Regions from separate parts of the Homo sapiens genome. Here region 1 is linked to region 2. The links are chromatin loops, found by intact Hi-C in ENCODE. Cell type or tissue: MCF 10A. All regions are shown on one strand. Links, peaks and the distances in the headings refer to the core of each region. The heading gives the core; the rest is flanking DNA. Region 1 has its middle 20 kb from the start of GLYATL1. Region 2 has its middle 30 kb from the start of CNTF.

Region 1 (16,094 bases), core at 8,095-16,094, 270 kb after region 2:
TTGTCAACACAAAGCTTTTCTGATTCTTTCATTCTCATAGGTATGTAATGGCATCTTTTTGTAGTATTTGCATTACACTAATGACCAATAATTTGAGCATCTTTTTATGTTCTTATATCATCCACATATCTTCTTTGGTGAAATGTCTATTAAAATATTTTGCCCATTTTTATACTGGTTAGTTATATCTGAGTTTTGAGAGGGCTTTACATATTTTGGAAACAAGTCCTTTGTTATATTGCTTTTCTCATAATATTTGTGATATTTGCTGATTCTTATCTCTCCATGGCTTGTCTTTTCATCCTCTTGGTTCTGTTTTGGGAGGGAAAAGTTTTCAATTTTGATGAAGTTTACTTTATATGTTTATTTCTCTTTGCGGATCATGCTTTTGTTGTTTACATCAGAGAACTCTGCTAAATCTAAGATCACAAAAATCATTTCTAAGTTTTCTTCCAGAAGTTTTATAGTTTTATATTTAAGTCTGTGATTGATTTAAGTTTTTTTTTGTATGGTGTGATATCTGGGTCAAATTTTGTGTGTTTGTGTAAATTGTGTGTTCATTGTGTAAAAAATTAACTCAATTGTGGATGATTAGCATCTTAAGAATGTTGAGTCTTCCAATCTTGAACAAGTATATTCTCCATTTATTTTTGTCTTGTTTAATTTCTTTTGCTGGAGGGCATCTGGGAGAATAGGCAAACCTGGTAAATGAAGGTACAGCAGGGATTGGGGTTTGAAGGGGCAATGTGACTTGTGCATTACTCTCTCCAAGGCCAGGAGACAAGGCAAGAACTAGAAAGATCAGAAGTACAAGGCATGAGTGACAAAGAAGGTTAGTCATCCTGGCATCATGCAGCTTTAAGATTGTCCAGTCAACTGTTAGTGGCTCCTCCTAGCAGACTTCCTGCTTTTGCTTCTGGGTCTCTGGAGTGTGTCTGCACTGTCTTGCCCCTTTGACCAGAAACCCTTGCTTCCTCCACACTCCCTAAAATCCTCAAAGGATAAACCTCCAGCACTGGAATCTCCCTCCCCAGACAAAAGCTCTGCACAGATGTACTCATGTCTCCATCGGAGACCCCCAGACTTAGAGCCCTCTGAAAACTGGATGGTCAAGATAATAAGTTATTGGGACTTTTGTATGCCAGATGTGACAGTCTGCCAGGTACTTTATTTACGTCTTATGGGAGTCTCACCACTGGGAGGGAAATGTTTTCCAATTTGACAGAAAACAGAGGGGAGGTATTTGTTCTGAATGCATTTGAAGCCTGGCCCCTCAGTCAGCAAACTTTATTGACCAGCTCCCACTTTAGGGACTGGGCATGTGAAAGAGGGGCAGAGTCCCAGCTCTTGTGGACCTTACGTTTTAAACAGGGAAATAGATTATCCAGGAAACACACAAATAGAAAAGTTTTGCTAGTGGATCAAGAACATACAAAGGTAAGAGAAAGTGGCAAGTGTGTGCCTGGGAGTGCTACTCTGGCTGGGGAATTTGAGAGGCCTCTGAGGAGGCCCTGAAGACATCCAATGGAAGGCCATACAGAATGGTGAGTACACAAGCCCTGAGACTGGCTAGGGCTTTTTGTCCAGGGCCTGAGTGAGCAATGTAGCTGGGATCAAGGGGAGAGGAGCTGAGCAGCAGGAGATGGGGCAGAGGGAGGGGTGGACAGGGGCCAGAACACTCCACTCTCATAGGCCTTGGAAAAGAGGGGATGGGAAGATGCTTGAAGGGGCAGAGGAGTTGAGAGTGGAGGCTATTCCACAGGCATCCAGGCTAAAAGGGAGGGGGCCTGGAGTGGCCTGAGGCTGGGAGCTGGAGGGGTAGAGAGGAGCAGATGGAGTGGATGAGAGGTGTGAAGGAAATGAAAGATGGAGGATGTAGGGCTTAAACTGTGGAGGCCAGAGAGGGAGGAGAAATGACAAGTGGGTTTTGAAACTAAAACCCAAGCACTTTAACACTGACAGGAACTTTGCCTTTTTCTTCCTCGTCTCTCATTGGCCAGCACAGTGGTGAGTACATAGTAGATATTCAATCACTTTGATCACTTATTCAATGAACACTTCTTACAAAACTACTTGCCTGGTATGTCACAGGCACCAAGGATATACCAGTTAATACAGTGATATTCATGTTCTCTTGGAGCTGACACCATAGAGGGAGAAGGGAAAAATAAATTGTGTGTGTGTGCATGCACATATGTGTGTCTGTTTTGATATGGGCAGAAGGGAAAAGAGAATGGAGGAGGCTGTTTTGGAAGTGGTCATAGTTGGCTTCTCTGATAAGGTGATATCTGAGACCTCAAAGGAGTGAGCAGGTGAGTCTTAGATGGAAATATATTGAGGAAGAACACTGAAGACAGAGGAAGCAGCAAGTACAAAGGTTCAGAGGTGGGAGGGTGCTTGTTGACTGACCAGTAGGTCTAGTGCTTGTTGACTCACTAATCAGTACCTGTGTCCCTTCCATTAAACTTGGAACTCTCTAAGGAACATGCCTGGGTTTTCCTCATGAGGCAAGAGTGGTCAGAGGGATAGGATATGGGCCACTTTCTCTCTCTTTATGCTATTCTTCTTTTCCCAACCCTGGCCAGGCTTAGATGTAGGGGTCAGGGAAACACAAGGTTTGGTTCTGTTACAATCTGGAGAAAAGGTAGAGAAAGCTAAGGAATAGGAAGGTTCTGTGCTGTTCCAGACCCCACCACTCATACCCATGCTGTTTCTGCTTTTAACACCTGCAGGTCCCACCCTCTCATCCAATTCCACACCTCTGCCACTGTTGTGGCATCCATGACACTAAAACTTTCTGTTTCTTGTGTTACCAGCCACAAGTTTTTAGTCTCCCATGCAATAGAAATTGACACAAGGCCAAGTGAGTTTCCCAGACAAGGCTTTATTAGGGGCTTATGCTTGAATACATGGGAGTCAGCAGTAGAGTCAGAGGTCTCCGGATGGCTCCCCAAAGACAGGTCTTTTTGGTGTTTTAAGAAAGTTAACATGAGAAGCATAAGGTAAGCTAATATCATTACATGGGTTGGGAGGAGTGTAGAGTGTGCAGGCCCGGTGAGATATCATGTTAGTACTTACATCGCATGATCAAAAAATGGTAGACAAATCCCTCCCTGGGTGGGGATTTCCATATGATAATGAGGCAAAGGGTAAAGATTGGTCATTGTTCTGGTCCTGTGTGCATGGAGGTGATAGGATTAACTCCCTTGAATGAGAATTATGATAGAATGCTTCTTATCTTAGTTTCTTTATGGTATTCCAGCCAGTGAGGATGGCACCAGTGGAAGTTCAAGGTCTGGTAGTCAGTGGGTGGAGAAAAATGCATTATGGGGGTGGAGGCAAGTCCTGTCCCTACTCTGTCTCACTAGGATATGTACCTTCTGGTGCATTATTTGCCTTTCTGGCTATTTTGCTAGGGATTGAGAGTAATCTCACTGTGGGAGTGCAGTGGATGTGGTCAATTCCAGCTGCGCCCCAAGGCTTCAAGACAGAGGCAGTATGTAGGAGACTCCAAAATCTTAGAATCTCAGCTCAGATTACACCTAGGCTCTGGCTCCTGTCCTGGCCCTTAGTCATTTCCCCTTTATTATTCCTCAGTCATTTCTGTTTCTCTAGCTATCTTGCTGACAGAACATGTTGCTCTAAATTCTGCTGATTCAAAATTCTTCTATTCTTACCAACAAAGCATAACAATATCTCCAAATATGCCTGCCAGTCACACATAAACTCTTAGAAGGCATACAGTAAGTGCAGATTACCCAATTCAGTAATTTATTCTGATTTTAATTCTAGACAGTCTCCTCCTGGTGAGGTGAAATGCTGTGTCCCAGAAAGTCCATCCCACAGAGTTTTCTAAGGCTCAGTGAAGGGACCTTCAACAGAGCCGGGTCCTCCTTTCCCATGTGAGCCCCTCTTCTGGATCCCAGAGCTATAGATGGAAGAGTGAGTGGATTCTAGAATGACTGAGGGGAAGGTAGTTGGGGGCCATCAAGGGAAGGTCTCAGAGTAGAGAGGAGCTAAGGTAGCTGGGCCTGGCCAGCTGCTCTTTGCCTTAACTCAGGAATTCTCAAAGCCTGGCCCCTGGGCCAGCAAGATCAACACAATCTGAAGACTCACCTCAGATATATTAAGTCATATCCTGTGGGTTAGGGCTCAGCAATCTGTGTTTCAAGAAACCCCCAGGTGATTCTGATGCAGAATGATGGCAAGAACTCAGACACCGATTGGGACTGCCAGGCAGGTGGAATCCTTGCTCTCCAATAGATACTGAATGTGAGAGGCCATGAGCAAAGCCCTGCTGGAACTGGGCATCCGTTTCTCCATTTGTCAAGTCCCAGGATTTTTACCAGGTCTCTGAAGCAGTGATAGAATCAGGTGAACATCTCAGTGGGAGATGCACACACAATTGTAACCGTCCCTCTTTCTCACTCTAGAGGGAAACGAAACTTGTTAAGTTGCTTTGAATGTCTTTAGGTAAAGTCACAGGTGGGCTGCCTGCCTCTCTGAATGAGCCAGATAATTTGATTTACCCTATTTAGTTACAGATCTTGCTATACCTTTAGCAGAAAACCCACCACCACTACCACATACTTTCCCACAACCTTGGAAAGGAAGAGACATGTTTTAGTTGGAATTTGCTGTCCCTAGACTCTCCTTCCTCTTCCAGTCTTTTTTGGAATGGGGACTTTTCTGTACTGCCTCCTGTACTGCCACTTTCACTCTTTTGGCATGGTGACTTTTCTGTAGTGCCTCCTTAAGATCTCAGGTCCCATCAAACTGTAGAAAGAAGAATTACATTTGTTTGACATGTTTGCTTCTCTGATAGCTTCTGAGGAGATTAGGAGGAGTGCAGATTTTTACATCCTCCTTTAGGGCTGAAAGTACGATTACCCCATATGGTTCTACTGCCTTCACACTTACCAAGTCTCCCCATAAGAGCCTGGCCTTTTACATATATTATCTCACTTACCAAGCACAGCTCAGAGATGTTAAACAAGTAGCCCAAGGTCACACAGTGGGTGGTAATAGTAGCAGAGCCTGGATGTGTGCTTCCACCCTCTGGACCCTGCTACCTCCCACAGAGGCTTCACAGTGCAATCTGGGACTGGCACTGAATCCTCAGTCCACCTCAGACCCTGTCCTGGCCCTCAAGGAATCTGCTCCCCAGTCAAAGCCTTCCTCTGAGGTTTGGAAGTGAGGGAGTGACTCCCCAGTCCTCCTCCTGTTACCAGTGGATGGTCTTGACTACAAGTTGTCCTTGTTCTTGGCATTTTAAAGAAAGAATTGGTAAAAAGGTACAAACAAAGCAACAAAAGAATGAAGCAATGTAAGCATAGATTTATTGATGTGAAAGTACACTCCACAGAGTGGGAGCAGGCTTGAGAAAGGGGCTCGAGAGCACTGGTTGCAGAATTTTCTGGGTTTTAAATATCCTCTAGAGGTTTCTCATTGGTTAGTTTGTTTACATCCTACATAAATCATATAGTGGCCCACAAGCAGTTTGATTGGTTGTTGAAGGGGACCATCCAGAAGTACTTTCCGTTTTTCATCTGCAATGCAGTGGAAAGTGGGAATTGGTGGCATGATTTGCAAAAGGAGTAGCCTCTGATCCTTTTGTTACTTGATTGTGGAGAGGTGGGATTTTCCTTTTGATTCAGTTCTAGGAAGTGAGTGTGAATCATCCTTAGGTTCCCAGCCAACAGATCCTGTCTTCTACATCACTCCTTCAGACCTGGGGCATCTCTCTCCTTGCCAGCCTGCTCCTCCCCTTGACTCCCCTGGGGCTCTGCAAGGCTGTCTTTGATTGCTGTGGGAATGAAGGAGGACCAGAGAGACCACAGAGTTAAACAGGAGGATTTTTACTGAGTGCACTCAGACCCAGCAGATTAACAGCCAAACACTGGTCCCAGAACAAAGACAGCACTTGACTTTTATACACGCTTCTAAGGTGGGCTAGCTTGAAATAAGTTTACGGTGGCAAAAACGTAGTGGCATGCAAGCAAGGATACAGAGGCAGAAGAAAGGCAGTTAATCAAGTTGTGACAGGTGTATAACTCAGGATTACATGTGACTCTTGCTATACAGCCTAGATGGCTGTTATCCAGGCTTGCTCTAGTGCTTTGCATGGGCTTATCTCATAACTTTTGCTATGGTGCCTAGATGGCTGCAGTCCAGGCCTGCCTACTCAGGCATCTCATGACCTTCACTTGCTGCATAGATAAAAACAGGATACTTGAAGTTACTAGTTACAGAAAACAGAAATCTATAAACTCATAAGTTTACTCATATCATGGGGGAAAGGAAAATTTGTTTTCTTCTCCCTTTGTGGAGGGAATGCTGGAAGTCTCCAGAGCACATTCCTTTCAGTCCTGGCTTCTTAGATAATGTTATCAAGACTTCACCTGGGTCCAGGTTTTGCCTGTTACTGCCTTTGGGATGATTCAGCCTAATATAGAAAGCATGTTTTGCTCTTTTAAATTTTATTTTTCTTTCTTTCTTTAATTTCCTGCCTCATTTCCCCCCTTTGATGCTTCCTATAAATGGAATTTAATAGAAAGCTTCACTACAATTTTTTTCTTCACTGACAAGGCAGATCTACTCTCTTTGGCAAATGCTGATACTTAGTTAGAGCCATTAGTTGAGTGGTGGTTGTTTTGTCTACTAGGACTTCTATGGTTGATTGGATGCTCCTGGTAAGAAGGAGCAAGAGGCAAGGGAGTCTTAAGCAACCTCCTAATATAGCCAGCACCACTTCTATTAATATTTTAAATCCACCAAAGAATGAAAACCAACCTCCTAAGAGGGAATCTGCAGACCATCCTGGTTTCCAGGTTTGGACTGTAACATGAGCTAATTTTCACATCTTGGCAGTCATTTCTATAATGGCTTTCCCATTGTCATTGATTTCTAGGCAGCAATTTGTTAGGTTGTCTGGTTGTGCATGCAGGTTCCTAGGTGGGTTCCTGCACTCATAGTAAGTATGGTATAGTAAAGTCTTAACTACTGTGTTTCCTTTCCATGTAGTATGCATGCAGGGAGGGCATCCTTCTATGAGCTCTTCTCCTTATAGCATAGATATGGTTGCCATCAAAGGTAAAGCAAAGATTAGCATTCTTACACCCAGAATGGGCAGAAGAGGTGTTTTCCCAGGGGAGGGGGTTGGCCAAAGCAACAGAATAATGGAAGTATAATTAATAATATAAGGAAAGTTATTGGGCCTAAAATTTCTGGCCACATTTACTCATTTGATGGTGACTCTGCAAGCTTCGGCTGTGCATAGACTAGTCAGCTTCCAGAGTGACTAGAGCAGGGCTTGCTGTTTTATCAAGGTTTTGCCATGTGTGGAATGGTTAGCTTCTGGAGTGACCAGAGCAAGGCTGTTGTGGTCCTCAGTGACATCTCGGTCTCATGGCATTATCAGCTGGTTCAGATGGTCTGGGTACTCCTGGCTGGTCCACTTGTCCTGGGCTGCTAGTTTCAGCTAACTGTAGTGGATCCAAGCACGGTTCCTGTAACTTGAACAGCAGTTGGAGTGGACAAGATTACAGGATGGGGCCCATCCCATATGGGTCCTAATGTGGTTGGATTACATTTCTTAACCCAAACAGAATCACCAGGTTTGAAACGGTATACAGTGTCTGTCAGACTTATAGGCATTCTTTCCTGCACCCAGCCATGTACTTTTGGCATGGCCATACCTAAAGCCTGCATTTGCCTCCTTAAAATTAGTTCTCCTAGCTCACAGAGATCACCTTTAATCTGACATATAATTCAGGTGGCCGGCTGAATAAGTTCTCCTAGGGTGAATACCCAGTTTGTTTGGCGTGGGCACACCTGACTTGGAGGAGGACCATGGGCAAGACCTGATCCCACCTCAGATGAGTTTCCTAACAAAATTTCTTCAGCAGCTGCTTGAGTGTCCAGTTCATGTGCTCCACTTTTCTTGAGCTCTGTGGCCGGTAGGCTGTGTGTAACTTCCATTTTATTTTTAATAGCCAAGTTCAGTAATGAACTATTTCAGCCACCAATGCTGGTTCATTGTCTGACCCCAGAGTCAGGGGTAGTCCAAATCTGGGAATAATGTCTTTTAACAACACCTTGGTTACCTCTCGTTTCTTCTCTGTCTGGGTGGGGAAAGCCTCAAACAACCCCGAAAAGGTACAAATAAACACCAACATGTACCAATAGCCTCCTGCCTGAAGCAGCTCATTAAAATCCAGAAGCAAATTTTCACAGGATGTGGCTTAAATTTCTTGAATTCCCGGGGTTCGGGTAGGCCCCTGCTGAGGGTTGTTCTCGGCACAAGTTAGACATTGTTCACAAATGGCTCAGGTAATGGCAGTGAGCCATGGCACATAGAAATGTCATCCTAGCAATGTTTCTTGTGCCATTTTTCCCATATGAGTTCCTCGGTGGAACTGTTTCACAAACCTGGGGGCCACCATTTCAGGTATGGCTAGCTTCCCATCAAAGGTTTTCCACCATTCTCCCTCAATGTATTTCCCAGTTTTTTGGGCAAACCAGGCCCTTTCATTTGAAATGTAGCTTGGGGTCTCCGGGAGGAGGATCTCCCAGAGGGGAGGCATAGCTAAGGCTTTCTCTCTAGAAGGCAGAGCTGCCATTGCTGCCTGTTTTGCCTCTTTGTCTGCCTTCCTGTTCCTTTAGCTTCTAGTGTTCCTGATTTTTGGTGCCCTTTGTAGTGCAATACTGCCACCTGTTTCCGGGCCCATACAGTGTCTAAGAGCTGTAGAATTTCTTCCTTGTATTTTAGTTTATTTCCTCCTGCAACTGCAGGAGGAAAGAAAGAGTTCTCTTTCTTTGTAAATAGTCCCATGAACATGGAAAGTGGCAAAAGCATATTTGGAGTGTGGTTAAAAATTTGCTTTTAGGTATTTTGCTAGTCAGAGAACTCTTGTCAGAGCTGTCAGCTCTGCCTTCTGAGCAGAAGTTCCAGTAGGCAAAAACTGCACCTCTACTACTGAGTCCAAAGTCACCACTGCATGCCCCTCTTGGCGTACTCCCTCTAGTATGAAACTGCTCAAATCAGTAAAATACTCAATGTCCGGGTCTCCGAGGGGCTGATCTGTCAAATCTCTCTGGCTTGAGAACACTTAATCTACCATATCCACACAGGACTAAAGGGGGCTTCCTGGCACTGACAAGATGGAGAGAAAGGTAGCCAGGTTTAGGGTGTTCACAGTCTCTAAAGCTATGCTGGGATTCTCACATAGAAGCCCTTGGTATCGAGTCATTTTTGGATGTGATAACCTAAGGTGTCCCCTTTGGTCCATCAAAGTTATAACTGAGTGCGGTACCCGGATTTTCAGTTGCTGCCATAAAGTCAGTTTATTATCTTCTTGCACCAGTAGGGCAGTGGCAGTTAGCACATTGAAACAAGTAGGCCATCCAAGCACCACAGATTCTAGTTGCCTGGACAAGTATGCCACCAGGCGATGCCAAGATCCTATGACTTGAGTCAGGACTCCTATGGCCATTTCTTTTCACTCATGGACATACAAAAAGAAAGGCTTAGTTAGGTCTGGCAGTCCCAAGTTTGGGGTCTGAATTAACGCTTCTTTGATTGTTTTTAAGGCCTTCTCCTAATTGGCCTCCCAGAGGAGGGGCTCCATTTCTCCCCACTTTGTGGCTTCATATAATGGCTTAGGCATGAGCAAGAAATTTGGGATCCAGATGCAGCAGAACCCTGCTGCTCCTAGGAACTGTCTTATTTGATGCCAGATAGTTGGAGTGGGAAGCGCACAAACAGCTGAGACTCCAGTGGCACCTACAATAGTTTCACAGTTCTTGGATAGTGGCCTTATAGGTCAGGTCACTACCAAGTGTTCAGTCCTGGTGTCTACCATAAGGTCCATCAGCTGGCCTTCAACTAGTAATATGACCATACGTTCCTAGGGGCCCAAAGAGAAGGAGCCCGGTCTGTCTGAGACCTCATATTCTTCAGCCCCTGCCATCCTGATCAGGTCAGTGTCTGGTTCCTCACAGGGTATGGTAGCCCTTGGCCAGTGGTTTTTTCATACCGTGGCCTTAACCATTCTCCACGTTATTATTCTCTGGACATTCATCCTTCCAGTGTCTTTTCCTTTTGCATCACGCACATTGATTTCTCTTTAGCCTTGGCCGGCTCTCGAATCCCTTTCCAGACCAGCCTCTTCCATGACCGCATCCATGACCCCTTGCAAAGCCAGCTTCTCTTCCTGTGAGGTCTGCCGCTGGCTAATCAGCCTTTTTCCCAAGCCTCCGTTCAGCCTCCTTCTTTGCCTTCTGATCTCAGTTAATGTACACCTTGATAGCCACTTCAATAAGCTGAGTAGCATTCATGCCTGCAAAGCCTTCTAACTTCAGCAATTTCCACTTGATATCTCCCTGGTCTGCCCTACGAATGCCATATTCACCACGCGCTGATTTTCAGCAGCCTCAGGGTTAAATGGAGTGTATAACTGGAATGCCTCACAGAGTCATAAAACTGTATGGGCCTCTCATCTGCACATAGTAGCAGCTCTGAGATTTTCCCCACATTGATTGCCTTTTTCCTGTCATCTCTTAACCCTTGCAGGATTGTCTCTTGTTAGCTCTGTGGGTGCTGAAACTGGGTTGCATCATTTGGATCCCAGTGGTGATCCTCTTCAAGAAATTGGCCCTGTGTATATGCCTGGGCATCAACTGTGCCTGCAGGTGCATTGGCTTCTGGCCAATGGAGGGCTGCCTGGGTTACTCTCTGGCGCTCCTCAGTGTTAAATAGCATCAGGTTGAGCTGTTTCAGTCTGGCCCAGTTGGATGGTGCGTTAGGAAGATAAACTGCATTACATCTATAAGGGCCTAGGGCTTCTCTGTGTCAGAGGGAGTATGATGCTACCAGTTTAGGAGACCAGTGGTTCAAAAAAACTGGTAAATGAAGGTTTGTTCTCCTCCCTGGATGTGGCCATGCTCATTATAATAGGTGGGTCCTCTTCTTTCCCTGAGAGGCATTTGCATAACTCAGGTGCAGCCAGACCAGAGATGGCCTGCCTGATGTTCTGGGCCTTCTCCTTTAACTTCCTGAAGCTCCAATTCCTCCCTCTCCGGTGAGACTGGGGACATGTATCCATTTGAGCTTGACTCCTCAGGGGAAGTTAGCCTTGGTAAAGGGTGGTAGATTGGAACACGTGAGGTGACTGCAAAACTGGCTTTTCTTGCCTTTCCTGTGACTTTGCCTTTGTCTCTTTACCTTCCTATGCCGTTGATTTTTCTTTCACTTTGGGTTTGGCTTGAGCTACAAGCATTTTACAGTATGCTGCCAGACAGGTTTGCAGCCATGCTGGTTGAATTTGAATTCTATTTAGCCATAAATCGATATAGGAGAATTTGTCTGGATGCCCTGACTGTCCTCCAACCGTGGTCATCACCTTAAATACATGGCCAATTGTTTCCCTATCTATAGTGCCTTCAGCCAGCCAGCCAACACTAAAAGAGAGTCATACTATTTCACAGAGAGTTCTTAACATCTGAGGGGTTACCTTGACTCCATAATTCCTCACATAGCCTTTCTTAAAATTTTTTAACGTGCATTCTAATGGGGTGGGTCTCAATAATTTTCTTCCTATTTCCTCCCAGTTATGGCACAGCACACTTGCTCAGACTTTTGCTTCAGACCGAATCCCTTCTGAACTTGGGCATCCATTTCTCCATTTGTCAATCCCCAGGATTTTTACCAGGTCTCTGAGGCAGTGATAGAATCAGGTGAACATCTCAATGTGAGATGCACGTAGAATTGTAAACTTCCTTCCTTCTTTCTCACTCTAGAGGGAAAACAAACTACGTGCAATTGCTTTGAATGACTTTGGGTAAAGTCACAGGGGAGCTGCCTGCTTTTCTGAATGAGCCAGATAGTCTGGGGTTTAAACGCCCTCTAGAGGTTTCTCATTGGTTACTTTGTTTACACCTTACGGAAATGAAGTAGTGGCCCGCAACCAGTTTGAATGGTTGCGGGAGGGGACCAAACAGAGGTACTTTCCCTTTTTCATCTGCAATGCAGTGGAAAGCGGGAATTGGTGGCATGATTTGCAAAGGGAGTAACCTCTGATCCTTTTGTTACTTGATTGTGGAGAGGTGGGATTTTCCTTTTGATTGAGTTCTAGGAAGTGAGTGTGAATCATCCTTAGGTTCCCTGCCTCCAGATCCTGTTCTGCCTCACTCCTTCAGATCTGGGGCATCCCTCTCCTTGCCAGCCTGCCCCTCCCCTTGGCTCCCAGGAGGCTCCTCAAGGCTGTCTTTGATGACTCAGGAGAACCTGAAGTGGGGAAGGCAGCCAGGTCTTGTTTAAATTCTTACAATATATTTTAAGACAAAAGTCTGGCATATCTTGTCAGAGTTTTCTACATAGATTACCTGTCACCTGTGAATTAAGATAATTGTACTAATTTCTTTCTTATCCAGAAGCCCTTTTATTTCTTTCTCTTTTTTTAATTTCACTGGCCAAAACATCCAGTGAGGTATTGCTTCTCACAAGATGGCATTAGCTGTGGGGTCTGTCCACAGACCCTGACCCAAACGACCTATGAATAACTCGTACGCTGAGACACTGATACTCTGTTTTGCCAGTCCTGCTGAGTGTCCGACCGCCTGCACACCAAGAGAGGTTTGTCACTGTGGCTGGCCCTGAGCAGCTTGCACTCCAGGCATTTATTTTGTATAGAATTAACAACAGAAGCTTTGAATAAACACACTTATGGATAATTAACATGGTTGATTGTAGTTCTACTAACGATTAAAACTCAGGTACCATGGTTTAAAGTAAATTCCATTAGGGGGCAATATCTTTGGTCAATCTCACCCTGAGAGGGCCATCTGGCTCAAAGATTAGTTAGTGGAGGTAGGGTAATCAGACTTAACCGGGGAAGCCTCTATTGTCCCTAGTATTTACCCTATGACCTAATGCTCTAAGGTAAGAACCAGCTGCCTTCAGCCTGTTTAATTATTACAAGCTATGTAACATTTTGGCCTTCCAAAAAGGTTTGTAAACTATTCCCTGTTGCTTTCCCTAATGTTTCCCTTTAATATTTCTGGCACCATTCTGAGTGAATCCCAACATTTCCCCGTTTTTGTTTTCGGTATCATGTCTTTTTGATTTCAGATTGCAGATATGTACAGCCATAGGATTGTCAGGTGAGGTGGTCACTGCTCTTATTCCGGCTTTGCATCCTAGAATTAGCAAATAATACAAGACAATTATGAGTACAATTAGCAACATTTGTTTCCAGTCTAAGAGTGACCGGTAGTGTTACCTGGCATCTTAGTTTGGTGAGTACTGTTGCTAAGGAACCCCACTGAGGGTATGTTAACTCCTTCCAGCCAAGCAGTTATGTCATTAGAAGCTGGAAAGGGAGTATTTGTTTAAGTAAAAGGGCTGACAAAAGGCAGATTCAGAAGATGAGCTTAATAGAGTGTAGCAGGTATAGGTAATAGGCAAAGTGAGAGAATTAAAAATGAGTAAATTATTTGGCTTAGCCTTCTGCTTCCTTAGCATAATGTGTGAGGCCTGTGCTGTTCCTGGAAGCCACATTGTTGAGGCTGTGGGTCCTTAGGGTTTTTCCTAGGCTGGCTTGAGTTTTTTTTCTTTCCATCCTTGGATGAGGATACAGTCTCCAGGCTGGTGCTGGTGTACTGGAAATTCTAGGGGTGGTACCTGTGCTAAGAGATCTTTATAATCTTTAAAGAGCAGGATAGTACTTCAAGAAAAACTTGTGCTTCATTTTAATGTCTAGTTTACAGAAAAAAACTGGATACTTTTTTAAATTTAGCCAATATGTTTACATATAGAATTTTTTACAATTAACATTTTACAACTTGCTTAGACTTTCAAAACAAAAATTATACATTTCCTGCATGAATCCCTTTTATAACATTCTTCACGACTTTCACAGACAATTTTTGACATGCCTTAACTTTTTAACTCTGTTTTGTAATCTTCCTTACTAAGGGTGCATTCTTATATTAATAACTTTTTAAATATTTCCTTTTCCTTCTTCCCACTTTCTTTCCTTAGTCTTTCTTTTTGTGTCTCTTTCTGATCTGTTTCTTCTAGTTTCTTTTTAAATCATTCTTTCCCTTTATTTCTCTTTCTAGGGGTGGACATATGCACACATTCTTTCTCATGTTAATAATTTATTTGGACCACACCATTTATTACTGTTCACATTTTTCCATAAAACTGCTGGTTTTATGCCTTGAGAGGTTTTAGCAAAGTGTTTTTCTACAGCTGATTGAAATTTGTCATCTGAATTTAGAAAATTATGGGTAAACAAGGTTTGTGCCAGTAGTGTTGCAGGGTCTTTACCTATATTCCCCTTTTTCTGATTTTTTACTATTGCTTGACCTTTGGAGTTATATGGGATGCCTGTGGAATGTTGAATATTCCACGTGTGATAAAATTGTTGAAATTGTCAGCTGGCATAAGCTGGTCCATTATCAGCTTTAATCTTTGTGGGCTATCCTATAAATGCAAAAGTTAAAAGATGTTTAATGACATCTTGAGTAGACTCTACAGGCAGAGCATGTGCATTAATTAAATGAGTGTTATTATCAATGGATACACACACATATCTTAGTTTTCCAAATTTAGGCATGTGTGTAATATGTTTGCCATAACTGCTTAGGTTCCAATCCTCTAGGGTTAACACTTGTTGAAGGAGGGGACGTGCCTGTGAGCTGGCAATCTGGACATTGTAGGATAATTGTTGTAGCCAGCCTCTGAGTAAGTTGAAATTGTTTAGATAAGTTTCTCCAATTTTGGTGGAAAAATTGATGCGATTGGGTGGCTAGGCCTAGCAGTGATGTCATCACCTGAAGGTCTGCTCGTTCATTGACATAAGCCAATGGGCCAGGCAGTGAGCTGTGGGCTTGAATATGTGTAATAAAAACAGGATGTGTACGTTGGTCCAGCAATTGCCGAAGTCAGAAAAAGAGTACACAGAGTGTGCACCAGAGTAAACTTAATTGAGGCTGTAAAAGTTCTTTAACAAATACACAGAGTAACCTGAGCTCTTTGAGTGCCAGTAAACCTAGATCCAGTGATTGGATTATGTGGTCTCTATTAGACTACTGCTCTTCCATGTTTACCAGACCCATCAGTAAACAGTGTTAAAGCATTTGGTATGGGGGATTGCAATACGGCTTTGAATTGCATTTTACTTAAAGGAATTTTGATGATATCGAGTCATAACTTAGCAATTGACTGCATTAATCATTAAGATGGCAAGCTGAAATAAATAACGTGAAGTTTAAAAAGAAAATCTGAAAGCATCTTTAGAAGCAGAGACTTAAATTATATATTTTAACCATGTGCTTAAAGCCACAGGCAGAATAGCTTAAATGTTGCAATGGAGTTCTCAGGCTGACCAAGTTTATGGACTTTAATCTGGAAAACAGTCTTGAAAACAGTGACTCACTAACTGGGGAACTTAATTTGGGACTCTTTTAGCAAGTATGAATCAAAGACTATCTGTAATCAGTGGGTTAAGACAGTCATTCATGCATGTTTTGGCTACACTTACATATAACTCTTCTTCACCTTTTGAGAAGGGCACAATATTTTCACCTTTTAATTGAACAAATATCATTTAATTAGGTTTAAAGTTCTCCTCTAAGGGTAATGTGTGGTTTTACATGCCTAACTTTTAATTATTCTTTAATTCATGGGCCCTCCTTAATCTCTCTCCCTTCAGAGGCTACTGTTTTACTTAAACTGGATTTGTAGAGCTACCTCGGGGGTAGGAGAGAGATAACAGCAGTGGCTATTATCTGAAAAGAGGTTTTTCAAATTCTTACATTTTACTTAAATTTTAGCAGAGAATTATAATTTGGGATGTCACTTGTAAACAAGGAGCACAGGAAATTTTGCTGTGGGCTGTCTGCAAAGCTAGAGAGTCAGGCAGGTGCGTCCTGGGGCTTTGGCTGCTTTGCACTTGTAAAAGCGCTGCTTTTTGCCTGTGCTGGCTCCCTCCCGCAGGCACCCATTGGCTGTTCCTGGCCAGGGTGGACCCCAGCCTCCCCTTGGGCTGACTTTGTTGTATGTGCCTCTCGCCCCTCCCCTGCAGGCT
Region 2 (16,151 bases), core at 5,446-13,445:
TTCCATTCTATATATATATATATATATATATATATATATATATATATATATATACCACATTTTCTTTATCCATTCATCCATTGATGGGAACTTAGGTTGATTCCATATTTTTGCTATTGTGAATAGCACGGATCTCTAGGGCAGGAGCAAAATGCTGCCAGTCTCTTTGCTAAAGCACAGCAAGAATCACCTTTGTTCCAATTCCCAGTAAGTTCCTCATTTCCATCTGAGACCGTCTCAGCCTGGACTTTGTTGTTTATATCACTATCAGCATTTTGGTCAAAATCATTCAACAAGCCTCTAGGAAGTTCCAAACTTTCCCACATCTTCCTATCTTCTTCTGAGCTCTCCAAACTGTTTCAATCTCTTCCTGTTACCCAGTTCCAAAGTTGCTTTCACATTTTTGGGTATCTTAATAGCAGTACTCCACTTTACCAGTACCAATTTACTGTATTAGTCCATTTTCATACTGCTATGAAGAAATACCAGAGACTGGGTAATTTATAAAGAAAAAGGGGCTTAATAGACTCACAGTTCCATGTGGCTGGGGAGAAATTCAAGCTGGCTTATTCACTATCATGAGACTTATTCACTATCATGAGAACAGCACAGGAAAAACCTGACCCCATAATTTAGTTACTTCTCACTGGGTCCCTCCCATGACACATGGGGATTATGGGAACTACAATTCAAGATGAGACTTGGGTGGGGACACAGCCAAACCATATCATTCCACTGCTGACCCCTTCCAAATCTCATGTCCTCACATTTCAAAACCAATCATGCCTTCTCAACAGTCCCCCGAAGTCTTAACTCATTTCAGCATTGACTCAAAAGTCCACAATCCAGTCTCATCTGAGACAAGGCAAGTCCCTTCCACTTATGAGCCTGTAAAATCAAAAGCAAGTCAGTTACTTTCCAGATACAGTGGGGTACAGGCATTGGGTAAATACACCCATTCCAAATGGGAGAAACTGGACAAAACAAAGGGGCCACAGGCCTCATGCAATTTTGAAATCCAATAGGAGAGTCATTGAAGTTCCAAAATGATCTCCTTTGACTACATGTCTCACATCCAGGTTGCACTGATGTAAGAAATAGGCTCCCATGGTCTTGGGCAGCTCCACCTCTGTGGTTTTGCAGGGTATAGCCCCTGATCCTGGCTGCTTTTACAGGCTGGCATGGAGTGTCTGCAGCTTTTCCAGGTGCACAGCGCAAGCTGTTAGTGGATCTACCATTCTGGGATCTGGAGAAGGATGGTGGTCCTCTTCTCACAGGTCTACTAGGCAGTACTCCAGTAGAGACTCTGTGTGGGGCCTCCAACCCCACATTTACATTCTGCACTGCCCCAGTAGAGGTTCTCCATGAGGGCTCTGCCCCTGTAGCACACCTCTGCCTGGACATCCAGGCATTTTCATACATCCTCTGAAATCTAGGGAGAGGTTCCCAAACCTCAGTTTTTAACTTCTGTGCACCCACAGGGCCAACACCATATGTAAGCTACCAAGGCTTGGGGCTTGCACCCTCTGAAGCAATGGCCAGAGCTGTACATTGGTTTTTTTAGCCACAGATGGGACACAGAGCACCAAGTCCTGAGACTGTACAAAGCAGAAAGGCCCAGGGCTTAGCACACAAGACCATTTTTTCCTCCTAGCTCTCCAGGCCTGTGATGGGAGGGGCTGCCATGAAGACTTCTGACATACCCTGGAGGCATTTTCCCCATTGTCTTGGCAATTAACATTTGGATCCTTGATACTTATGCAAATTTGCAAATTTCTGCAGCCAGCTTGAATTTCTCCTCAGAAAATGAGTTTTTCTTTTCTATCACATTGTCAGGCTGTAAATTTCCCAAACTTTTATGCTCAGCTTCCCTTTAAGACACAAGTTTCAATTTCAAACCATGTCTCTGTGAATGAATAAAACTCAATGCTTTTAAGAATACCCAAGTCACCTCTTGAATGCTTTGCTGCTTAGAAATTTCTTCTTTCTCTGGTGCCTCCTTGATTAGCTTAATAATCAATGTTCTGATTTCTTTTTCTGGCAATTCAGAGATTTCTTCTTGGTTTGGATCCATTGCTGGTGTGCTAGTGTTATATTTTGGGGGTGTTAAAGTACTTTGCTTTTTCATATTACCAGAATTGTTTTTCTGATTCCTTCTTATTTTGGTAGACTGTGTCAGAGGAATGCTATGGGGCTCAAGGATACTCTTCAGATTCTTTTGTCCCAAGGGGGTGATCCCTTGAAGCCCTTCCACTAGGGATGGGGCTTCCTGAGAGGTGGACTGCAGTGATTGTTATTGTTATTCTGGACCTAGCCACCTAGAAGAGCTACTGGGCTTCATGCTGGTACTGGGGAGTGTCTGCAACTTGTCCTGTGATGTGATCTGTCTTCAGGTCTCTCAGCTGTGGATACCAGCACCTGCTCTGGTGGAGGTAGCTGGGGAGCGAGGTGGACTCTGTGTGGGACCTTGATTATAGTTTTATTTAGTGCACTGTTTGTTTGAAATGCTAGTTAATGTAGCAGTGAAGTTGTCACATGGACAGACTCAGGACCTCTGGTTAGCCAGGATGTTACAGGTGATAGAATTAGCTGTTGTTTTCTCCTTTCTTAGAGCAGGGTTGTTCTTTTTTGAGTTTCTGTAATGGCTTGAGTTTGTTGGCCTCCAACCAGGAGGTGGTGCTTTCAAGAGAGCTTCAGCTGCAGTGGTATAGAGAGAATACAAGCTTGCCCTAAGGTATTCAGATTTCTTGGGTGATGGGTGGGGCCACAGAGCTCCCAAAAGATTATGACTTTTGTCTTTAGCTACCATAGTGGTTAGTGAAAGACCATCAGGTGGGGGCAGTGTTAGGCCTGTCTGAGCTCAGACTCTCTTTGGCTGGGGATTGCTGCAGCTGCTGTGGGGGATGAAGGTGTGGTTCTCAGGCCAATGGGGTTATGTTCCCAGGGGGATTATGGCTGCCTCTGCTGCATCATACAGGTCACCAGGGAAATGGGGGAAAGCCAGCAGTGACAGGCCTCACACTGCTTACATGCAGCCAAAAAGGCCAGTCTCACTCCCACCATGCCCTACCAAGAGCACCAAGTTTATATCCAGGCAGCCGGTGAGCATGGCTGAGATCTTGCCCCAGGCTACAAGCCTCCCCACTGAGAAAGCAGATGTGGCTTTCATGCTTTACCCCTTCCCACCTGCTGTGGCTTCTGTACTCATATCTGCACTTCCTATTCACCCCCTATCCCCTAGATTCTGCCCAGGAAAATTCATGTTCGGCTGAAATTATTTCAAAGTTCAGCTGGAAGTTTCCTTCTCACTGTGGTTCTTCCCCAATTCCACTGGCAGCCGTCCCCAAGGACCCCTGTAAGATAAAGTCAGAAATGGCTTCCCTGGGTTTCCTTGGGGGTCAGGAGTGTGTATACAGCTCTTTCCGCTGCTTCTTCTACTTTGATATTTCACTTGGCTCTCTAAATTTGTTTCAGCACTAGATAAAGTTAAACTCTTCTTCCACGATCTGGATTTTCAGGTTCCCCAGTGAGGATATGTGTTCAGAGGTAGACTCTCCCCCTCTCACACTCTGGGCATTCACAATTTTTCAGCTGTCTCATGGTGTTTGCAGCAGCAAGCTTCTTCTTTCAAAGGGTCAGTGAATTCTTTTGGTTTTTCTACTATGCTTCTGTGGTAGTTCTTGAAGCAACTGTTCACAATGTGAGTTTCCACATGCTGTTCTGTCTGTCTAAGTGGGAGCTACAAGTTATTCCTGCCTCCTATCTGCCATTTTTTTTTTCCAATTTGAGTTGGGAATGGTCTTTTAAATGTGTTGTTGAATTTGGTTTGCTGGTATTTTTTCATATCTAAATTCATGAGAGATGTTGGCCTGCAGTGGTCTTTTTGTTGTGTTCTTGTCTGATTTTGGTATCAAGGTAATGCTGGTCTCATAGAATGAGTTCGGAAGTATTCTTTTATCTGTAATTTTTTGAATAGTTTGAGTGAAATGGGTATTACCTTTCTTTAAATGTTTGGTAGAATGCAGCAGTGAAGATACTAGGTCCTGGACTTTTCTTTGATGGGAGACTTTTTATTATGGCTTTGACCTTGTTGCTTGTTACTTGTTGGTAAGTTTAGGTTTTCCATTTCTTCATGATTCAGTCTTGGTAGGTGTATGCATCCATGAATCTATCCATTTATTTTAGGTGTGCCAAAGTTTTGATGTGTATTTGTTCATAATAGTCTGTAATGATTTTTTTTTTGTATTTCTGTGGTCTCAGTGGTTATGTCTCCTTTTTATGTTTGATTTTCTTTATTGGGGGTCTTCTTTCTTTTTTCTTGGTTAGTATAGCTAAAGGTTTGTTTATTTTGTTTACCTTTTCAAAAAACCTACTCTCTGTTTCATTAATCATCTGGATTTATTTAGTTTCAATTTTATTTATTTCTACTCCGATTTTTATTATTTCTTTCCTTCTGCTAATTTTGGGTTTCATTTGTTCTTGCTTTTCTAGTTTCTTGAGGTTCATTATTAGATTGTTTATTTGAATTCTTTCTATTTTTTGTTGTAGATATTTGTTGCTATAAAATTCCCTCTTAGTACTGCTTTTGCTGTATCCCATAGATTTGGGTATGTTGTGTTTCTATTTTCATTTGTTTAAAGATATTTTAAAATTTCTTTCTTAATGTTTTTATTGACCTATTTGTTATTCAGGAATATGTTTAATTTCCATGTGTTTGTGAATTCTTCAAGGTTTCTCTTGTTATTGATTCTAGTGTTATCTCATTGTGGTCAGAAAAGATATTTTGTATGATTTCTACATTTTTTAATTTGTTGATACTTATTTTGTGGCTTCAGATATGGCCTATCCTAGAGAATGCTGCATGTGCTGATGATAATAATGTGCATTTTGCAGCATTTGGGTGAAATGTTCTGTAAATATCAGGCCTACCTATTTGGTCTAGTATGCACTTTAACTTCATTGATTATTTGTTGATTTTCTCTTTGGGTGATCTGTACATTACTGAGAGTGGGGTGTTAAACTCCACTACTATTATTGTATTGCCACTTATCTCTTATTTTAGAATTATTAGTGTTTGATTTAAATAGTCATGAGTGCCTATGTTGAGTGCATACATATTTATAATTGTTATATTCTCTTGCTGGGTTGACCTGTTTATCATTATATAGTGGTCTTCTTTGTCTCTTATTAGTCTTTGACTTGCAGTCTATTTTATCTGACATACATATAGCTACTCATATTCTTTTTTGGTTTCCAGATGCATGAAATATCTTTTTCCACTCCTTCACTTTTAGTCTATGTGAGTCTTTATAGGTGATGTGGGTTTCTTGTAGGCAGCATATAGTTGGTTCTATTTCTTTATTCATTTAGCTACAGTCTGCCTTTTAATTGGAGAATTGAGCCCATTTACATTTAATGTTATTATTGATAAGTAAGGACTTTCTATGGCCTTTTTTCAGGTTTCTTTTCTGGTTGTTTTGAGACTCCTCTCTTCCTGTTTTCTTTCTTTATTGCTTTCCTTTGTGAGTAAGTGATTTTCTCTGGTTGTATGTTTTAATTTGTTGCTTTCTATTTTTAGTAAATTTATTATAGGTATTTGCATGTGGTTACATGAGGCTCACAAAGAATGTCTTATAGATAGATATAACAAGTTATTTTGGGCTGGACATAGTCACTCACACCTGTAATCCCAGCACTTTGGGAGGCCAAAACAAGAGGACTGCTTGAAGCCAGGAGTTTAAGACCAGCCTGGCCAGCAAAGTGACCCCTGTGAGACATTGTCTCTGTAATTTTTTTTAATTAGCCAGGCATGGTGGCATGTGCATGTAGTCCCAGCTATTTGGGAGTGTGAGGCAGGAGAATTGCTTGAGCCCAAGAGGTTAAGACTGTGGTGAGCTATGATTATGCCATTGCAATCCAGCCTGGGTGACAGAGCAAGACTCCCTTTTTTAAAAAAGTATTTTGAAGAGATGACAACTTATTTTAGATTACCAGGAAAAAAAAAACAAATAAAAAGTGAAAGAAAACCTTTACACTTTAACTCCATTGCCACCACATTTTGACTTTGTGTTGTCTCAGTTTACATGTTTTTTTTTGTTTTCCATCTCTTAACTGGTTAACAATGTTAGCTATATCAATAACTATTACTGTTTTTGATAGATTTGTCTTTTGGCTTCATATTAGACTTATGAGTGTATTACACACCACAGTTACAGTAGGAGAGTATTCTGGGTTTGTTTACATACTTATTTTTAGCTGTGAGTTCTTTTTTTTTTTTTTTCTTTTTTTGAGATAGAGACTTGCTCTGTCACCCAGGCTGGAGTGTAGTGGTGCAATCCCAGCTCACTGCAACCTCCACCTCCTCGGTTCAAGTGATTCTGCTGCCTCAGCCTCCCAAGTAGCTGGGATTACAGTCACCTGCCACCATGCTCAGCTAATTTTTGTGTTTTAGTAGAGACAGGGTTTTGCCATGTTGACCAGACTGGTCTCAAACTCCTCTTCTCAAGCAATTCACCCCCTTTAGCCTTCCAAAGTGCTGGGAATACAGGCATGAGCCACCATGCCTGGCCAGCAATGGGTTCTATACCTTCAAATATTTTCTTTTTGTATGTTAGTGTTTTTTCTTTTTCTATTTCTGATTGAAGACCTCCAGTTGGGATTTCTTGCAAGACAGGTCTGGTGGTGGTGAATTATCTCAGCTTTTGTTTGTCCAGGGAAAACTTCATGTCTTCATATTTGAAAGATAGCTATTTTGGATACAGTATTCTTGGATTATAGGTTTTTTTCTTTCAAGACTTTGAAAATATACTACTCTCTTTAGTCCTTCTTTTCTTTGAGAAATCTGTTGCCAGATGAATTGGAGTTCTTTTGTATGACATTTGGATCTTTTCTCTTGCTGCTTTTAGGATCCCCTCTCTCTTTGATCTTTGAGAGTTTTACTATTATATGTCTTGGTGTAGTCTTACTTGGATTGAATCTGTTTGTTTCTCTGATCTTCTTATACCTGGATATTTATATCTTTTTTTTAAGTTTTAGAACATCATCTTTTTGTTATTATTTCTTTGAATATGCTTTCTACCTCTTATTGAATTCCCTTTTAAACTCCAATAATTCTTAGATTTGGTCTTTTAAAATTATTTTGATCTTGTTAAATTTCTCTGATAAATTTCTAAATTATTTTTTGTGTTATCTTGGAGATCTCTGAGTTTCCTTGAAACTGCTATTTTGAATTGTTCATCAGAGTTCACATATCCTCATCTCATTAGGGTTAGTCACTTGTGTTTTGCTTTGTCTGTTTGGGGAGGTCATAGTTCTGTTAGATGTTGTTTCTTGTGGATGTATATCTATGTCTTTGCATTAAAAGATTATTTATTTATTTCAGTCTTCTCTGTTTGGCTTGTTTTGTCTTTTACTATATATGTATGTTTAGAGATTCTTTGTAATTTACCTGTTGATTGTCTTTTCTTTTCTTCTTTCTTTCATTCTTTTGTTTTCTTTCTCTCTCTTTCTTTCTTTTCTGCTAGGTTGTTGTCTCCTTTTCAGCTCTAGATGACAGCTTAAGCCTAGGTCTGCCTCTAAACAATCAGAGTGCCTCCTGTCTGGAATGCGGTGGCCTCAAAGGGGATAATGGGGGAAGGCCAGATAGGCGTTTGTGCCCAGAAGACCTGTGGAACAAACCTCCTATAGCATGGTGCTGCTGAGCAGCCACTCTGATTTGGCATCTCCTTTGGCTGACTTACAGAACAGAGTTTCCAGGGCCGGAGATGATAGTCTCACCTCCCCCATTTGTCTCTGGCTGTCCTCTGAGATATGTTTTCCTTTAGGCATTTCCAATGATTCTCTTGGGTTGAGGCAGAGACCTGTTTCCTATCAGGAAACCCAAGATGATGGGGAAGCTGTTTGTCAACCTTGATCTCACTTTTACAGTGCAGAAACTGTGATTTGAGGAGAAACTTTTCACATACTTGGTGTTGAGCAGATTTCAGGGAGCAACATTGCTGATATGGATATCTGATTCTCTTACTGTCTGCTCAGAGCTTTTTCTGAGCATCTCTCTGTGGCTCTGGGAACTATCTTCTCCTCATATTTGAGTTCTGGGACATTACTGGTGATAATCTTGGTGCTGTATTTTTTTTTCTGGTTTTCTAGGACAATGGGAGGTAAAACTAACTTGCTTCTATGCCACCATTTTGGAACCAGAAGTTACAAACTCTACACTTTTCACTAGCCTGTATTCTTGTATTTTATCAGCTTCATGCTTTTATTCATGCTTTAGGCTGTGCTAATCCTCCTACATCTCAGCATCTTTTTCTTACCTGTGTTGTAACTGGTCTCCAAAGGCAGTTCCAAATTAACCACCCACCCCAGGATTCATCCCACTTGGAAGTCCTGTTCTACAGTGAATCTGTGCTGGCCCTGTGACTCACTTTAATTAAATATTGCAGACATGAAGCTGTCCCTACACCTAGAAGGCCTGGGTGCTTTCATATCTAGGAACCCAAGCCAACCAGCTATTCTAGCTCTGTCAGCATCCTGGCTCAGCCTTTATGCTATTTTCATGTAAGTGCTAGATATGTAGCTGAACCATGTTGGACAGTCAGGCCTAACTGAGCTCCTGGCCAGCATACCAGGGAACACAAGTGGTGTCCTGCTGAGCCCATTGAAACCACAGAATAGTGAGGGAAAAAGGACTGTTGTTTTAGACCACCCGGTTTTGTGGTGGTTTGTTATGTAGCAATAGAAAACCAAACACCACTTTCAAGGCCTTTCTCAAAAGCCACTCCTTTAGTAGGCGTGTCACTATCCCACTACTGTCCCATTCCACAGCTGGAAGTGGGAATCACATAGTTCCATAGTGTAGTCAAACAGAAGATATTTAGCTTCCTGAGTGGAGCCTTCCAACTTGTCTTTGCCTCCCTAAAGTGTATTTCATAAATTCAGCATGTTTTATAATCAGTGGGCCTTTTTAGGTGAGACCAGCAATTTAGGAAAAACTGTTAAGGGGTAGAAAAATTTGTGGTATACAATTACCCCCAGCAGATCAAATGTGCTTCCTACAGAGATAAAACTACTATCCAGAGAGGGGATCATAGCTTTTGATTTTGAAAGTTAGCCAGTTTACAGCTTATCTACTAGAGACAGGGATAACTACCATATTAAGGAAATATAGAGGTATAACCCCAAGAGCATGTATAAAGAAAAACGTGGAGGGAGATGATATGGTTTGGCTCTGTGTCCCCACCCAAATCTCATCTCAAATTGTAATCCTCAGGTGTTGAGGGAGGCACCTAGTGGGAAGTGATTGGACTATGGGGGCGGTTTCCCCCATGCTGTTCTCATGATAGTGAGTGAATTCTTACATCTGGTGGTTCTAAAAAGTGTTTAGCAGTTTCCCCCACACTCTTCTGTCTCTCTCCCGACACCATGTAAGATGTGCCTTGCTTCCCCTTTACCTTTCGCCATGAGTGTAAGTTTCCTGAGGCCTCCTCAGCCATGCAGAAGTGTGAGTCAATTAAATCTCTTTTCTTCATCAATTACCTGGTCTCATGTAGTATCTTTATAGCAGTGTGAGAATGGACTGATACAGAGGACATGACATTCGAACTTCTTGGTTTATAGTGCAGGCTTTTCACTAAATTGTTACCCATGACCATACTTTCTGCCTGTTTTAAAAGCCAATAAAATACAAGTCTTCTTTAGTGATGAGCAGTTGATTTTATTCTGGAAGCCTGGAACTCCTCGCTGTGTCAGCATCACCGACCAGCAGAGGGCGGTGCAGATGCAGAGGCACACATCTCCCTGCAAGTGAGAAACGCTGTGAGGAGTGTAATTTGCTGGCAGCGCCCAGGGGCTGCCCACGTGGGATGGCACTTGGGCCAAGTCTGTACTCTCCCCATGCTTCCTCTAGGGGACTGAAGGGGTCTTTCTTAGAAAGATCTTGCAGCTAAAACTTGAAGAATGAACAGAACTTACACAGACTAAGAGAGATAGCAAAATGTTCTAGCAAAGGAATTATTCATAAGCCAGACTACAAGCAGAATGTCACTCCTCTCCCTTGGTTACCAAGGAACTGTGCTCCTAGCGGATCCACCTCCTTTCCACGAATGGTCCTAAATGTGACCTCACCTTGAATCTGAAAATGCTGCTTCTGGTTGATGGGCCCTGTAAATCCTCTGGGTTCTTACCCAGGTAAGTGTTGGTGTCGTGATCAAAGTCATCTGTCGTCTTCTGGAGGGGTTGGGGAAAAAAAAGTGTTGGACTTTGAACACTGGAGAACCTACGTGGACAGAAAACCTGTTCCTCTATTTTGGCATAAATATCACTGGGGAATGAACTCAGGTCCCAAAAGAGAGCAGTCACTTCCACACATTCTTGTGGCCAGATGACAGTTGTGTTAAAATTAAGCAACCTGTCCACCAGCACCTGGAGCTAGAATGCTTCCTCTGGTTTATGTGGAAGAGAAACCTATAGCAGCTCGAATAGGGAAAGTCAGAACACTGGGAGAGGGCACCAGATCATTGTATGGGTGCGGATAAATCTTGACATAAATTCATAGGCTCTCAGGGATGGCAGGGTTGGGGTCTGTATACAGCATGTTCACTAAGTGGTATCTGCTTGAACAGCTATAGTTACAGAGAACTCACCACCTTCAAAGGCAACCCAGTCTGCCCTTGATCTTCTCTGACTAATAGAAAGGTTTGCTTTCTGCTTAGTAGAAATGGATCTCCCTGGTGATCTCATGTTTCATTCTCAGTTTTGGCCATAGTGAACAATTCTACCTTTTATTTTCACCTGACAGAGCTTCAAGTTGTTGAGTAATATTCAACCAATTATTGCTATACAATAATTGTTATTATACTTCAAACAGCCCATTCTATGTCAAATACTGTGCTAGACATTTAAGATATTATACAGTTTAATCTTTAAAACCACCTGTTGATGCAGGTCCTATTCTCATTTTAGAGTTGATGAAACTGAGGCTGAGAGGCAATAAGTAACTTGCTAGTAAGTCATAGAGTTGGGGTCCCATCCAGACTGGTGCCACTTCAGCCCTCATGTTCTCTACTCTCATGCTTCACATTTACAATCTAAGATGATTAAAGAGCTGAGAAAGGGGTGTGGAGGGAAAAGATTGGTGAAAGGAAAACATACATCCTAAGATGTTTCGTATGTTGGAGAGAATGTGATGTTTTAAAAGAAATGATTGTATTGTTTATAGCTGAACTTGACTTTCTTTAGGTCTAGGATGAAGAAGCTACTGGATTTGGAAGTGGGTGGTACAGGAAGTGGTTCATTGCCATGTGGGACCTGCGCTCCTGGCCATTCTGCAGGTAGCACAATGGTTACAAGTGCAGCCCTGGAGTCAGACTGTGGGGTTTGAATCCTGGCTTTGCTACTCACTTATTAACCATAAGTCCTTGGGCAGCTTGTTTAATTTTATTTTGCTTCAATTCCCTAATCTTTAAAATGGGAACGTGATAGTACTTCCTGTTGTAAGCATTAAATGAGATAAAACATTTAAAATGATATCTGGCACATGGTAAGTGTACCATAAATGCCAGCAATTATTATTGTTTCTGCCCCAAGTTAGTGGCAAAGCAAGGTAGGTTTGGAAACTCTAATTCAGTGCTATTTATTTATTTATTTATTTAGAGACTGAGTCTCACTCTATTGCCCTGGCTGGATTGCAGTGGCACAATCTTGGCTCACTGCAACCTCCACTTCCTGGGTTCAAGTGATTCTCTTGCTTCAGCCTCCCTAGTAGCTAGGATTACCTCCCGCCACCATGTCTGGCTAATTTTTGTATTTTTAGTAGAGACAGGGTTTCACCATGTTGGACAGGCTGGTCTCGAACTCCTGACCTCAAGTGATCCCCCTGCCTTGGCCTCCCAAAGTGCTGGGATTACAGGTGTGAGCCACAGCACCTGGCCTTTTTTCTTCTCTATCTTTGGTAGGCAAATAGATACATTGCACAAAGTATTGTTTGTTTCAGCTGCCATATTCTGATATTTTGAAAAGCATTTAATTGTGGTTAAAAAACACAGAGAAGTTAGCATCTTAACCAGTTTTAAGGGTACCTTGCTATAGTGTTAAGCATGTTCACATTGTTGTGCAATCTCCAGAGCACTTTCCATTTTGCAAAACTGAAATTCCATACCTGTTAAGCAACAACACCGCATTCCCTCCCTCCAGCCCCCGGCAACAAATATTCTACTTTCTGTCCCTATGGATTTGACTACTCTAGGTAGCTCATATAAGTGGAATCACACAGTACTTGTCTTTTTGTGATTGACTTATTTCAGTTAGCATAGTGGCCTCAAGGTTCATCCATGCTGAAGCATAGGTCAGAATTTGCTTCCATTTCAAGGCTAAATCATTTTTGTATGTAGATACTACATTTTGTTTAGCCATTCATCCATCTATGGACACTTGGATTGCTTCCAGTTTTGGCTACTGAGAATAATGCTGCCATGAATATGAGTGTATAAGTATCTTCTTGATACTCTGCTTTTTATTCTTGGGGGTTTATACCCAGAAGTGGAGTTGCTGGGCCATGTGGTAGTTCTATTTTTAATTTCTTGAGGAGCCTCTGTACTGTTTTCCTTAGTGGCTGCATCATTTCACATTCCCATTAACAGTGCACAAGGGTTTCCATTTCTCTACATTCTCACCAATACTTCTTTTCTGTTGTTTTGTTTTTCAATAGTAACCATCTTATTGGGTGTGAGATGGTATCTCATTGTAGTTTTGATCTGCATTTCCCTGATGATTAGTGATGTTAAGCATCTTTTCGTGTGCTTATTGGTCGTTTGAGAACAAAGAAGATATACAAATAACCAATAAGTACATAAAAAAATGGGTTCTTTGTCTATTTTTAAAGTCAGGTTGTTTTGTTTTTTGGTAGTAAGCGTTTAAATATTCTGAATATTAACCCATTATTAGATACGTGATTTGAAAATATTTTCTCCCATTTTGTGGGTTGTCTTTTCACTATCGATTGTGTCTGTTGATGCATAGAACTTAAAATTTTTGATATAGTCCAATTTGTTTTGTTTTGTTGTTGATGTTGCCTGTGCTTCAACTATCATTTCCAAGAAATCATCACCAAATTTAATGGCATGAACTGAGTCTAGTGTTTTTATCCTCAAATGTGGAGGTAGGTTCCATTGGGCATGAGAAACAACAACTTAAGCTTCAGAAACCCTTGACAGGTTGCAAAGTGCTTTTACCCACATTGGATTATTTAAACTTCAAAGCAACAATCAGTTCATGAATGATGAAACAGAGACCCAAGGAACCTAAGTGAGAGTTACTAAAAAATACCCAGGGGAAAAGCGTTGGGCAGAGTTATTGTTTAGGATTATTAATCAATGGTGGACCTGGGCCTGTAGTCCAATATTCAAAGTTGTTTCAATATCATACACGAGTTTTGGGAGCCTCTTAAATCTGCAAATTGAAATCAAGCTGAAAGTATCCAGAAATACAGGCCCCCCTTGCACACACACATTCATGGTAGCTTCAGATTATACTCCGGGTAGACTCAAAAAGGTGTTCAACTCCTGGGTCTTCTCCAGAGTCGGCAGTACGTGAAAGTGGGATAATGAGCAGCACAGCTGGATTCTTGTCCAAGAGGAGACCCAGAAAGAGCAAGAAACACTTTGGGCACATAGTGTTTAAAGAACTCAGAAGAGATAGACTGAATTATGGCCATACACTATGGCAAGGATAGATTGTTCCTAAATATTGATTTACCTCTTGGTGGCTTCCAATCCGCAATGGGCAGTTGTGGATCTCATTTTGTGACAGCAGATATGTAATCTTGTCAGGCTATTTGGTAGTGGAGCAAATAAACTTAAATAGAAGAGATTTCCCTCTCTGTAAGAGCCTCACAGAAGCCTACGCGTGATATTTGGGAGGAGGGGGTCTTACAACAGTGTCTTGACAAATGTGCCGATACATGAAATTTGATAGTATGCCTGTCAAGCACACTCTTCACTTGGGCAGGCTGGCAAACTGTCTTGGGAGTTCAGCTTCTGATGTGTCCCTTTGGGATGGAAAGGGGAGCCATGGCCTATTATCTTAACATAGGGAGCCAGCTTGTTTGTTTACCATGTGATTTGCCTTTCTTCTCAGGTCTCAGTTGCCTGGTAGAGGACCTGAAGGCTTGAAGAGCTGCAAACTGCACATAAACCCTCTTGCTGTTCACAATTACTCTGCAGGTGCAGGAGGAGAGAGGGTAGCTCATCAGAGCCATCTCCCAGAGCATCCACCTCTGACCCTACCAGAGTGCAAGAAACTTGCCATGACATGTTGAAAATGAGCTGGAGTACGATGTCATGTGCCTAGCCACAGAATATGCTCTGGGATAATCCTTCAGGCCTGCCTCTCAGGAGGTTAATCTCATGCAGGGTCAGGCTTGGTATATGTAACTCCACCCTGTGTTGCCCCTTGTGGTTGGTAGCATTGCGTTTTGTCATCTTTTGCCTGAAATCCAGCCACTGGACAAGCACCAGACAGTATGAATTATTAGAAAAAGCATTGCAGGCATCTTTTTCCCAGGTGACCAAATATGCTGTCTGGATTGCATGATCAAACGTACTGTGAGCAGGAAGTCAGGAGTAGGCTAATGATGCTCTCATCTTCTGTCTCCTGAAATGGGGGTTCTTTGATAACCTGTGTTTAAATAGGCTGTGAAATTTGGTGTAGACATCTACACTCAGAGATAGTGGGGTATAAGCAAGCATCCTTCCTTCTCTTTGTCTCTCCAACATTTCTGTAAATTCTCTACTCTTCACACTTCTTTACATTTATATTCTGCCAACCATCATAGATGTTAGTAACAAAAAGGAATAAAAGGATCAACAAACAAGAGAACACAAGAGACTAGTTATACAAGGTACGGCAGGATTAAAACTAGGAACTGGTGCAAAAAAGAGAATAGATTAAATAGATGATATTCAAAGCAGAAGCATCTGAACACAAGAGGAGAAAAACAATTTTCATAAGAGCAAAGTTTAAAAGTAATTCACTAAAAATAAGATTGTTTGAAAAAACATAACATCAGGAAAATAAAAAGAATATTTATTCATAATAATAGTTATTATTCCTCATAAGGAAAGCTCACCTGAGACTTGGTGTCTAGTTTTTATTGGGGGTGACTCATCGAGGCATGGAGTCATATATTGACCTTAGCTACTTAGTCACCAGCCCTATACCCCACCCCAGAGGTCAAATTGAATACAGTGAGGCCCAAGGCCCCAGGTGAATGGAATGAAAACAGGTGTATTCCAAAGGCTCACAGGTTATTTACGAGAGTTGTTTATCACAGGCCAGTCTTTTCTTAGAAAAATGCAGGATTTGAGCAGCCCAGGCCTGCTGAGTTATGCTTGCTCCCAGGTGTGTTTAAGATGAAAGTAAAATATATAAAATGAAAAGGCAAAAGTGTAAGGCCACTAAGGTTAAAATCACCCAAAAATGATTGAAAGAAAAAAAGAAATTGCAGCCAATTATTAATCAGACTTGAAGTCTGTAAGGCGTTTACTGAGAAATTCCTTAGAGTAAGGTTTCCTGCTGAAGCAACAAGCTGTCTTTCTTCCTGAAGCAGGGCTTGGCAGAGAGCTGTGAAATACCCTGTGGTTTGCCAGGCTCTTCATCTCATGCTCTGATTATATGTATTTTCCTGCAGGGAGTTCTACGGGGCAGAATCAGCTATAGCTTCCCCAGCAGCATCTATAGAGTAGGTCCCACCCACTGCACAGTGAGGCTGCTGGGGCACTTACAGCAGGAGAATCTGCAGCACTTCTGAACCAAGTCTGCAGAGGGGATGGCTCAACTGGAGAATCAGCCATATATAAGGAGTAGCTGAGCAATTAGAGGGAACTAGACTAAGAAGTAGATTGGGATCTTTGTCCTCAACTGGGCAAAGATTGAAAACAGAGTCCAGCCCTTAGATAAAGTATAGATGACAGTGGAAGAGAAGAATGCGAGAGGGTCAGATTCTAACCAGGCAAGGAATGTGACTTGAATCCTCATTCCACCTTTGGCCTGACATTTAATCAGGTCATTCATCGGACATTCAGATCCATCTCAATGACATCTTGTTATCACATAAGGAGGCCGACAAGGAGTAGGGGAGTCTCTCCTGATCACCT

The links. Peaks named below come from ENCODE experiments on the same cell type or tissue, not always from the same donor. Only the 100,000 strongest peaks of a DNase experiment are listed, where the experiment ranks them.
Region 1: it touches region 2 in a loop (5-fold over the local background); 9 of 110 quality-filtered maps call a loop at or near these places.

What each region holds. Positions count from the first base shown.
Region 1 is chr11:58,911,479-58,927,572 of GRCh38, forward strand. It overlaps a transcript of GLYATL1 not described here. Among named protein-coding and RNA genes, the nearest start is that of GLYATL1, 20 kb to the right of the region's middle. RefSeq lists an enhancer at 15,889-16,094. In MCF 10A, for the core only: no CTCF peak of the experiment used is centred there; a DNase peak (open chromatin) is centred at 12,223.
Region 2 is chr11:58,644,415-58,660,565 of GRCh38, forward strand. No RefSeq gene overlaps it. Among named protein-coding and RNA genes, the nearest start is that of CNTF, 30 kb to the left of the region's middle. RefSeq lists enhancers at 7,285-7,786, 8,418-8,972. In MCF 10A, for the core only: a CTCF peak has its summit at 9,794 (motif pointing right); DNase peaks (open chromatin) are centred at 9,787 and 12,177.